Regions from separate parts of the Homo sapiens genome. Here region 1 is linked to region 2. Evidence: read pairs that join two places in POLR2A ChIA-PET (ENCODE). Cell type or tissue: GM12878. All regions are shown on one strand. Each heading gives the region's core, and the rest is flanking DNA. Links, peaks and the distances in the headings are about the cores only. Region 1 overlaps UBE2G1 (ubiquitin conjugating enzyme E2 G1). Region 2 overlaps CYB5D2 (cytochrome b5 domain containing 2).

The links. ChIA-PET counts read pairs that join two places held together with the same protein. Peaks named below come from ENCODE experiments on the same cell type or tissue, not always from the same donor. Only the 100,000 strongest peaks of a DNase experiment are listed, where the experiment ranks them.
Region 1: POLR2A ChIA-PET joins it to region 2 with 10 read pairs; 2 of 35 experiments call an interaction of 5 or more read pairs at or near these places.

The regions. Positions count from the first base shown.
Region 1 is chr17:4,290,559-4,295,936 of GRCh38, reverse strand. The region is part of intron 3 of UBE2G1 (ubiquitin conjugating enzyme E2 G1); the gene reads left to right. Among named protein-coding and RNA genes, the nearest start is that of ANKFY1, 29 kb to the right of the region's middle. In GM12878, for the core only: no CTCF peak of the experiment used is centred there; a DNase peak (open chromatin) is centred at 2,186; H3K27ac peaks cover 655 bases.
Region 2 is chr17:4,146,281-4,151,658 of GRCh38, reverse strand. It overlaps CYB5D2 (cytochrome b5 domain containing 2), which reads right to left. Exons shown (of 4, transcript NM_144611.4): 2 at 1,628-1,768. Among named protein-coding and RNA genes, the nearest start is that of CYB5D2, 5.8 kb to the right of the region's middle. In GM12878, for the core only: no CTCF peak of the experiment used is centred there; no DNase peak of the experiment used is centred there.

The sequences.
Region 1 (5,378 bases), core at 278-5,277, 140 kb before region 2:
AGTATGGCTGTGCACGTAGTGATGACATTGACTTTTTTTACTTAAAGAAGAGCTACCACTTCAAATCCACACGGTGGCAGTTCTCCTGCCTAGCCAGCTGCCACTGGACTCTCTCCCCTGTATATAAGCCCCCAATAACTACGTCTTATTTAAAAATTAAAAAAAAAATTCTCTATAAAGTAAAATAAAGTCCCCAAAGTTTAGGCCAGATAAGCTATATTTATAAAACAGTCTCTCTGAACTTTTGGCTTTGTTTTGTATGATAGAACTTGCAGAGATTTCTTTTCTAATTATTTTGACTATGTAATCAGAGTTGTCTCTTTAGGCTATTATACTAATTTGCATTTGGCTTCGCATCATCAAGACTTCTGGGTGCAGGGAATAGAAACATATAGATTAGTTTAAGCTGGAATCAGCGAGACAGGAATGAATGATTGAATGAAGTTAAACAAGGATTTATCGGAAGGATATGGAATACGTAATAGAAGCCAAGGCTTGAAAACCAGATGGGCATTAGGAGAGACTGGAACTGGCAAATGGAGAACTACTGGGAGCCAAGGGACTTAGCGTATTTTATTGCATCTAAGGCAGCAGTGATCGTAAAAGATAGTGATTTTTCCTACCAGTAAGAAGAGGAAAATATCTCTAACAGTTGATGGCAGAATGCATTAACCGTATTCCTGCATGATGCGGGCATGCATGAATGGGTGACGCTTGCCTCTTGTGCTTTGGCTTTTCTTTTATCTCTTCCTAGGCTTTCGACAGTTTCTTCTACCTTCACTTGCATTACTTGATTATAATAGGCAATCGTTTTGCACCTATTTCGAAGATGTAACAGATTCTGAATGTTGGCTTCACCACAGACTAGCTGTGTAACTCTAGGCAAACCCTGTTGGAGCCTTAAGCTAGCTAGCTTGCCTTCCTCCCTCCCTCCGTCTCTCCTTCCCCCACTCTGCCCCTCCTTTTCCCCTTCTCTCCCTCTCTCGCTCCCTCCCTCCCTCACGTACGTTTCTCCCATTCCGTCCTTTTTTTCTAAGACAGGGTCTCACTCTGCCACCCAGGCTGCAGTGCAATGGCATGATCACAGCTCACTGCAGCCTTGACCTCCTGGGCTCAAGTGATCCTCCCAAGTAGCTGGGATGACAGGGACACGCCACCACACCCAGCTAATTTTTGTTTTTTTTTGTAAAGACGGGGTTTCACCATGTTGTTGGCCAGGCAGGTCCTGAACTCCTGGGCACAAGTGATCTGCCCACTTTGTCCTCCCAAAGTACTGGGATTACAGGCATTAGCTACCACGCCAGGCCTATGTTTTCTATCTGTGAAAATTAGATGAAAACATACATGTAAGCAAATACATGGGAGACTTCCCTTCTGGTAAAAAGAAAGAGAGCAATCACCTAGGTAGTTTAAGAGGACAGCTGATAAAATGGTGGTGTGTTTTGTTTTAAGGTTGAAGAGACTTTTTTTTCTTTTCTTTTCTTTTCGTTTCTTTCTTTTTTTTTTTTTTTTTTTTTTTTTGAGACGGAGTCTCACTGTCTCGCCCAGGCTGGAATGCAGTGGGACTATCTTGGCTCACTGCAACCTCTGCCTCCTGGGTTCAAACGATTCTCTTGCCTCAGCCTCCTGAGTAGCTGGGATTACAGGTGTCCACTACCACGCCTGGCTAATTTTTGTATTTTTAGTAGAGTCGGGGTTTCACCATGTTGGACAGGCTGGTCTTGAACTCCTGACCTCATGTGATCTGTCTGCCTCAGCCTCCCAAAGTGCTGGGATTATAGGCGTGAGCCACGCGCCTGGTCTTAGATGGAATTTTGAATGAAGATGATGCTTGGCTTGAACTTCATTCTTTAGGCTGTGAGGACTCATTTAATTCATGACATTTAAAGCTGTACATATTGTCATGACAAAAAGAGAAAATGACAAAAAATAAAAAAGCTATGTAATAGGTTTCTCTTATATTTTCCTTCTTGAAAGATTACACTCATAGAAGATTGGAAGGGGAAGTCAGAGAGATAGCAGGGAGGTAGAGCATTTTAGCAATAATTTGAGTAAAAAACAATAAAAACTTGAACTAAGAATAGTGTTGCAGGAAGGGTAATTTAGTTTCTTTGACTTGACTGCCAGAGGTGAATGGTAAAGGAGAAGTAAGAGTTTAGGATTGACTGGCCATTTACAAAAATAATTATAGAGTGAAAACCATAATGAAATACCACTTTTTACCCACTAGGATTCCTATAATCAAAAAGATAATAACAAATGTCAATGAGGAAGTAGAGAAATTAGAACTCCCATGCACTACTGGCAAGAAGGTAAATGGTGCGGGTGTTTGGAGAAGAGCCTGGCAGTCCTCAAAAGGTTAAGCATAGTTACCATAGGACCCTGCACTTCCATCCTAGGAACCTAACCAAGAAAACTGAAACACATGTCCAGAAAAACTCGAACACGAGTGTTCACAGCAGCATTTATTATTCATAACAGCCAAAAAGTAGAAACAGCCCAAATGTCTATCAGCTGATAAATAGAAAAACAAAATGTGGACCCATATAACGGAATATTATTTGGCAATAAAAAGAAATGAATTACATGATATTGTTTTCTAAAGAAAAGAAAGAAATGAAGTAGTGATACTTGCTACAACATAGATGAACCTTGGAAACATTATATTAAGTGAACAAAGTCAGTCGTAAAAGGTGACATAGTGTACGATTCCCTTTATATGAAATGTCAAGAATAGACAAATCCATAGAGACCGAAAGTAGGTTAGTGGTTCCCTACTGCTGGAGGGGAGGTGGGGGGGATTGAGGAATGGTTGCTAACTGGTACTGCGTTTCATTGTAGGGTGAAAAAATACTCTAAAATTGATTGTGGTATTGATTGTACAACTCTGTAGACATACTAGACAGAAACCATTAAATCGTGCTTTTCAAATAGGTGAATTGTATAGTAGGTGAGTTATAGAGATGTTATAAAATTATTATAGGGGAATAGTTTTATGTGACTGACCTTACATATATTCAGCTTTTCTTGAGGTATACTTGCTACACCCAGTTAGATAATTAGTTAAACCAGTCCAGGGTTCAGCAATGAGCTTAAGGGCCTTGGAAGTTACTGTATCAGGATGATAGATAACATGATAATGAATGGGTTAGTTTTCCTACGGAAAATATAGTTAATGTTGGAGATTAGGATAACATCAAAAGTCAAATTAAGGAAAATGAAAACTAGAAAGTGACTGAGAGAATGTTCAAGAACCAGGGGAAAACAAGAGTACCACAGATGCCAGGGGAGGAAAATGTATCCAGCAAAGTGTTGTCACAGTATTAGTTGTCTTGGCCCAGAGGGGTGACTTCAGGTAGCTGAAAGTACCCAGGAGAATAAATATGCTATCCAGACCACTTGTGGACACAGTTGTAGCATCCTGCTAGGGAGAAGCCAGTTTCTAGGAGAATAAAGGAATACCTGAGTAGTAAGTAAATAGAGAAGATGAGGGTAAATCAGTTTTTCAGAATTTTAGGTGCATGGCCTCAAGAAAAAGGAGGTAGCTAGAAGTATATGCATTGTTTAGGCAGCTTAGTTTTGTTTGTTTGGTTTTGGTTTGGGTTTTTTTTTTTTTTTTTTTGAGACAGAGTCTCACTCTGTCGCCCAGGCTGGAGTGCAGTGGCTCACTGCAACCTCCGCCTCCCAGGTTCAAGCAATTCACCTGCCTCAGCCTCCCGAGTAGCTGGGATTACAGGTGCGTGCCACCAAGCCCGGCTAATTCTTGTATTTTTATTAGAGATGGGTTCACCATGTTGGCCAGGCTGGTCTCGACCTCAGGTGATCCGCCCGCCTCAGCCTCCCAAAGTGCTGGGATTACAGGCCAGCCATACATTACAGTGGGCCGAGCCACTGTGCCCGGCCCAGGTAGCTTAGTTTCATCTCTAATGAACACTGAAATGAAAGAAAAAAGTAACAAGCAAAAATTATATGGGGAAAACTAAGAAACACCGTGGCAAGAGGAAAGTAAACATTAAGTACATAACTGGCTAAAGGATAAGAACAGACATTTCACAAAAGAGGAAGGACATACAGGTTATATCCATGGAAAGTTGTCACCCCAAAAGCATTTAGAAAAGTGAATTAAACCAGATGTTATATATGAAATTTAAACAGCATCAATAAAGGAAAATGTTCATCCTGAGGAGGCAATGAAATGGCCATCTCAGATTGCTGATGGCAGTATAAATTGATACAATCCTTTAAAATATGGTTTGATAATAGGTATTAAGCCTAAAAATCTTCTCATTCTAAAATAAATGGTATGTTTAAAATGACATGAGAAGGTTAAAAATGTAAAGATCCTGGATTAGTGATAACTTGATTTTTTTTAAAAAGGAAAATGGATCTTATATAGTGGTGGTAGAATTCTGTACACATATTTAATAGCATGTTTTTAAAGAAAAATGACTTGGAAAAAATCCTTATTACACAGTAAGTACAGAAAACATTGTAAAATAGTAATACTCTATGAAATTTTTATGCTGAATTTTGTAGTGTTACAAGTTTTGATGTTATTCCTTTTTTTTTTTTTTTTTTGAGATGGAGTTTCGCCCGTTGCCCAGGCTAGACTGCAGTGGTGTGATGTTGGCTCATGGCAACCTCTGCCTCCCGGCTTCAAGCAATTCTCCTGCCCCAGCCTCCCAAGTAGCTGGGATTACAGGCATGTGCCACAACAGCCAGCTAATTTTGTATTTTTAGTAGAGATGGGATTTCTCCATGTTGGCCAGGCTGGCCTCAAACTCCTGACCGCAGGTGATCTGCCCTCCTCGGCCTCCCAAACTGTTGGGATTACAGGCGTGAGCCACCACGCCCGGCCCTCGGTGTTATTCTGGCCCTGATTCTATTTTAGTAAATAGATTTTACTAGCAGATAGGGATGGGTTGGGAAGAGGAACCTTAATTATAGAAAACCTCATACATAAAACATTGAAGGCACGGGCCTTGCCTGTCATATATTCACTGCTGTACTTCTCTGTCAGATGTGTGCCTGGCATGCAGTAGGCATTGAAAAAGTATTTGTCGGCCAGCGCAGGGGCTGTTTCCTGTAATCCCAGTTTGGGACCAGCCTGGGCAATATAGTAAGACTATATCTCTACCAAAAAAAAAAAAAAAAAAAGCCAGGAATGGTGCCATGTGCCTATGGTCCCAACTACTTGGGAGGCTGAGGTGGGAGGATCACTAGAGCCCAGGAGTTTGAGACCAGCCTGGGCAACATAGTGAGACCCCCATCTCTACCAAAAAAAAAAAAAAAGTCAGGTTAGCCAGGCATCATGCCATGTGCCCATGGTCCCAGCTACTTGGAGGGCTGAGGCAGGAGGATCGTTTGAGCCTGGGAGG
Region 2 (5,378 bases), core at 210-5,209:
CTGGAGTGTAGTGGTGCGATCTTGGCTCACTGCAACCTCCGTCTTCCAGGTTTAAGCAATTCTCCCGTCTCAGCCTCCTGAGTAGCTGGGATTACAGGCACCTGCCATCATGCCCGGCTAATTTTTGTATTTTAATAGAGACAGGGTTTCACCATGTTGGCCAGGCTGGTCTTGAACTCCTGACCTCAGGTGGTGATCCGCCCACCTCGGCCTCCCAAAGTGTTAGGATTACAGGTGTGAGAGACCACTCCTGGCTCTTATTCTTTTCTATTGGGTTTTCTTTTCTTTATTAACCCAGTAATGTTTCAACCTTGGTTTGGCAACTTCATTGGGAAAGGGAAGAACCCAGCCCTCTGAAGCGCAGGTGAGTAGAGGTCAGTGCCTTCGATGGTAGACAGGGTTATGGTCTCAAGACTGATCTTGGGCATACGAGAGAAAATGAAGAAAGGCGTGCTGCAGAGGCCCACAATGGATGGACACAAACTTTAGATATTATGAAAAAGCCATGATTGATTGGATGTGGAGGGAGCTGAGGTGTTAATAAAAATGCCAAGGTTCTCAGAAAAGGTAACTCAAGCAGTGATGACAGAAGCAGAAATTCAGAGGCATTAAGGAAAGAATTCTTCCAAGTTAGACCTGTTTCGATGGTGAAGTGATACTGGTGTTCCTCAGGAAGTCAGTCATGTCCAAGTAGGACTCCAGTGAGACGTGGGGGCTGCAGATAGATAGAAGAAAGGGCTACGGCCATCCCAGTTGTCAGTACTTGTGAAGCAATCTAGTGTTTAGTGTCTTTCGTTGAGGCTGGAGTGCAGTAGCGCAATCTCAGGTCACTGCAACCTCCATCTCCCGGGCTGAAGCGATTCTCCTGCCTCAGCCTCCTGAGTAGCTGGGAGTACAGGTGCGTGCCACCACGCCCAGGTAATTTTTGTATTTTTTAGTAGAGACAGGGTTTCACCATGTTGGCCAGGCTGGTCTTGAACTCCTGACCTCAAGTGATCCAACCGCCTCAGCCTCCCAAAGTGCTGGTATTACAGTCGTGAGCCACTGCGCCGGGCCTAGTGTTTAGAGTCTTTAACACTGCTTTAGGACACAGTTTGGTGTTGTCTCATTTGAGAAGCAAGTCCCTTATGTAGCATCAGTAAGTAGCAAGTGCAGTAACCTACACAGTGGTTTGATTAGCATAACTACCACCTGGGAGACAGCTCACTCACGAAGTTTGTCTCCTCCTAGAGGACCAAATAAAAGGGGATTTGTCGAAACACAAATTCAGGCTTCAAGCCCTTCTGGCTGTGTGCTGAAGCCAGATGCATCGAACACAGTGAGACAGGGAAGCTGCCCTTCTGGAGCTGGTTGTTCAAGGATGGTGCAAGCAACCACTGGCTATGGCGAAACTGAGGCCAAAGCAAGCAGCTTAGTAATCCTCTCCCAAGACTAAGAGTGGGGGAAGCAGGTGCCCATCCATCTCCTTCTGGGCGGCTCATCCCTATTCTAACGACCAGAATTTAAAGTAAAACAAATCCATGGCTGTTTTTCAGATTTTAAGCTTGAACCCAATCCCTAAAAAATCTCAGCCCCCTAAAAACACTGCAGACAACCAAATGAAATGTATGACCTATGGACGACTTACCAACACACACATAATTCTTCTCATAGAATGAAAGCCAATTGTGAAGTGTCAGCATCTCAGCGGCTGACAGGTCGGATACGTCATCCACGAGGCCTGCTTCAGAACAGTCCCCGGTCACGAAAGCTCTGGATGCGTCTCGGCCTGGAACAGAGATGTTTCCATCAGACCCAGGTGTAAACCACTGACACCATCCCCACTCAAGAATCTGTTTTCTTTCTTTTTCTTTTTTTTTTGAGACGGAGTCGCACTCTGTTGCCCAGGCTGGAGTGCAGTGGCATGATTTCAGCTCACTGCAACCTCTGCCTTCCGCTTTCAAGCCATTCTCCTGCTTCAGCCTCCAGAGTAGCGGGGATTACAGGCGCCCGCCACCACGCCTGGCTAATTTTTGTATTTTTTTAGTAGAGATGGGGTTTCACCATGGTGGCCAGGCTTGTCCTGACCTCAGGTGATCCGCCCACCTTGGCCTCCCAAAGTGCTGGGATTATAGGTGTGAGCCACCACGCCTGGCCAGAAACTGCTTTCTGAGAAACGTCTCTTGACAAGCCCTACTCCTTATCCCCAGGGAAATGGGGTCCCCACCACCTCCTCTGTGAAAGATGCTCCTAGACCTTGGACACACATCTCTTTGGCATTGGTCATATTCTTTCTTTTACCTTCGGCAAACTTTAACACAGCTGACCACTTCCCTTGGCCTGATTTTCCTCCTACTTCTCCAGCTCCTCACTGTCTACCAGCCTTAGGGGTCAATTACTGTCCACACCCTCACACTTGACAATCTCATCCACACCTGTGGTTTCAAAGCCCACCTACAGGCAAAGATAGCCACATCTGTATCTTTAGCTCAGATGTCTCCCAAGGCTCACACCTGTATATCCAACAACACTTAGACGTCTTACAGATATCACAAGATCAAAATGTTCACACTGGCTGGGCGTGGTGGCTAATGCTCATAATCCCAGCTCCTCAAGAAGCTGAATAAGGAGGACTGCTTGAGCCCAGGGGTTTGAGCTATGACCATGCCACTGCACTCCAGCCTGCGTGACAGGGTGAGACCCCATCTCTCTTAAAAAAAAAAAAAAAGTCCACATTGAAATAGTGATTATCAGCACCCTCACAGCCAGGAAACCTGTATCTACTCCAGTATTGCCTGTCTCAGTAAATGCCAACCAGTTGCTCAATCCAGGAATGCAGTTCTTTTTTTTTGTGCATGAGACGGAATTTTGCTCGTCGCCCAGGCTGGAATGCAAAGGCACAATCTTGTCTCACTGCATCCTCTGCCTCACGGGTTCAAGCGATTTGCCTGCCTCAGCCTCCCGAGTAGCTGGGACTACAGATGCGCACCAACATGCCTGGCTAATTTTTGTATTTTTAGTAGAGATGGGCCAGGCTGGTGTGGAACTCCTGACCTCCGGTGATCCACCCACCTTGGCCTCCGAAAGTGCCGGGATTACAGGTGTGAGCCACCGCATCCAGCCTGGGGAATGCAGTTCCCCATTTTTTTTTTTTTTTTTTTTTGAGACTGAGTCTCGCTCTGTTGCCCAGGCTGGAGTGCAATGGCGCAATCTCAGCTCAATGCAACCTCTACCTCCCGGGTTCAAGCCATTCTCCTGCCTCAGCCTCCTGAGTAGCTGGGACTACAGGTGCCCGCCACCACGTCCAGCTAATTTTTGTATTTTTAGCAGAGACGGGGTTTTGCCACGTTGGCCAGGCTGGTCTCGAACTCCTGACCTGAGGTAACGTTCCCGCCCTGCCCTCCCAAAGTGCTGGCATTAGAGGCGTGAGCCACCATGCCCAGCCTGCAGTTCCTAACACTTCCTTCATCCCTCACATCCAGTCTCCAAGTCCTGTTATTTTCTGCCTAAGCAGTGTTCTTGTGTCAGTCTGCCTGTCTCCACCCACATCTAAGCAAGCCCAGGCTGCCATCCTTTCTCACCTGAACTCCTACAGCAAACCTCAAGGAAGCCCTCCCTGCATTCATTCTTGCCCCACCAATCTGCTCTTCATACCACACTCAACTGATACTTTAAACACAAACTGATCACATCATTCTCCTGCCAAAGAATCCTCAGAGGCTTCCCTCTGTTCTATGAGAATGTCCAAATTCCTTAACACGTCATTCATTGTCCTGCACCAGCTGCCACCAACGCTGCCTTGCCAAATTTCTGTTTGTTTGTTTTTGAGACAGAGTTTCGCTCTTGTTGCCCAGGCTGGAGTGCAATGGCACAATCTCGGCTCACCGCAACCTCTGCCTCCCAGGTTCAAGCAATTCTCCTGCCTCAGTCTCCTGAGTAGCTGGGATTACAGGCATGCGCCACCATGCCCGGCTAATTTTGTATTTTTAGTAGAGATGGGGTTTCTCCATGTTAGTCAGGCTGGTTTCGAACTCCCAAACTCAGGTGATCGGCCCACCTTGGCCTCCCAAAGTGCTGGGATTACAGGCGTGAGCCACCACACCTGGCCACTGCCACGTTCTTTATTGTTCACTTTGCTCCCTTCCTCTCCTCCTCTTCAAATCGGTTACAGCCTCTGGTAACACCAGTACTTTTCCTTTTAACACTTTTCACAAAAATAATACATTAATTGTGTAATATCTATTTAATATCTATTTAATGTCTGTCTTTTCTACTAGTAAGTTTTATCAGGTAAGACAACACACCAAACTCATTTACTATGGATTCCCCAGTGTCTGGTACAGTGCCTGATCTTTAGTAAATTCCCAGTAAATATCAAACGAATTAAATACATAGTTTTTTTCTTTTTTGAGATAGAGTCTCGCTGTATCGCCCAGGCTGGAGTGCAGTGGTGCGATCTTGGCTCACTGCAACCTCTGCCTCCTCGGTTCAAGGGATTCTTCTGTCTCCAACTCCCAAGTAGCTGAGACTACGGGCATGGACCACTGTGCCCAGCTCACACAAACATTTGTACATGAATGTACATAGTGGCATTATTTATAACAGGCAAAAAAAGTAGAAAGAAACCAAAAATCCATCAACTGATAGATAAAATGTGGTATATCCATATTATTAGAATTATAGTATCTATAGAATATTTTCAGCCATAAAGGAATAATGCACTGCTACATGCTGGTACACCATGGATGAACCCTTAAAACATGATGCTAGGTGAAAGAAGCCAGACACAAAAGGCCACACGTATGACTCCATGAAATGCCCACAATAGGCCAATCGACAGGAAAAGAAAGTAGATAGTGGTTGGCAAAGGAAGGAATAAGGAGTGACTGCTAATAGATAAGAAGTTTCTTTCTGGGGTGAGAAGAATGTTCTAGAGTTAGTGGTGACATTTTTACAAATTTCTGGCTATACTAAAAAAAAAAACCCACCGGGCCAGGCGCGGTGGCTCAGGCCTGTAATCCCAGCACTTTGGGAGGCTGAGGTAGGCAGATCACGAGGTCAGGAGATCGAGACCATCCTGGCTAACACAGTGAAACCCCGTCTCTACTAAAAATACAAAAACTTAGCCAGGTGTGGTGGTGGACGCCTGTAGTCCCAGCTACTCGGGAGGCTGAGGCAGGAAAATGGCATGAACTCAGGAGGCGGAGCTTGCAGTGAGCCAAGATTGCGCCACTGCACTCTAGCCTGGGCGACAGAGTGAGACTCCATCTCAAAAAAACAAAAAAAACACTGAATTTTGGCTCATACCTATAATCCCAGCACTGTGTGAGACCTAGGCAGGTGGATCACATGAGGCCAGGATTTCCTGTCCAGCCTGGCCAACATGGCAAAACCCCATC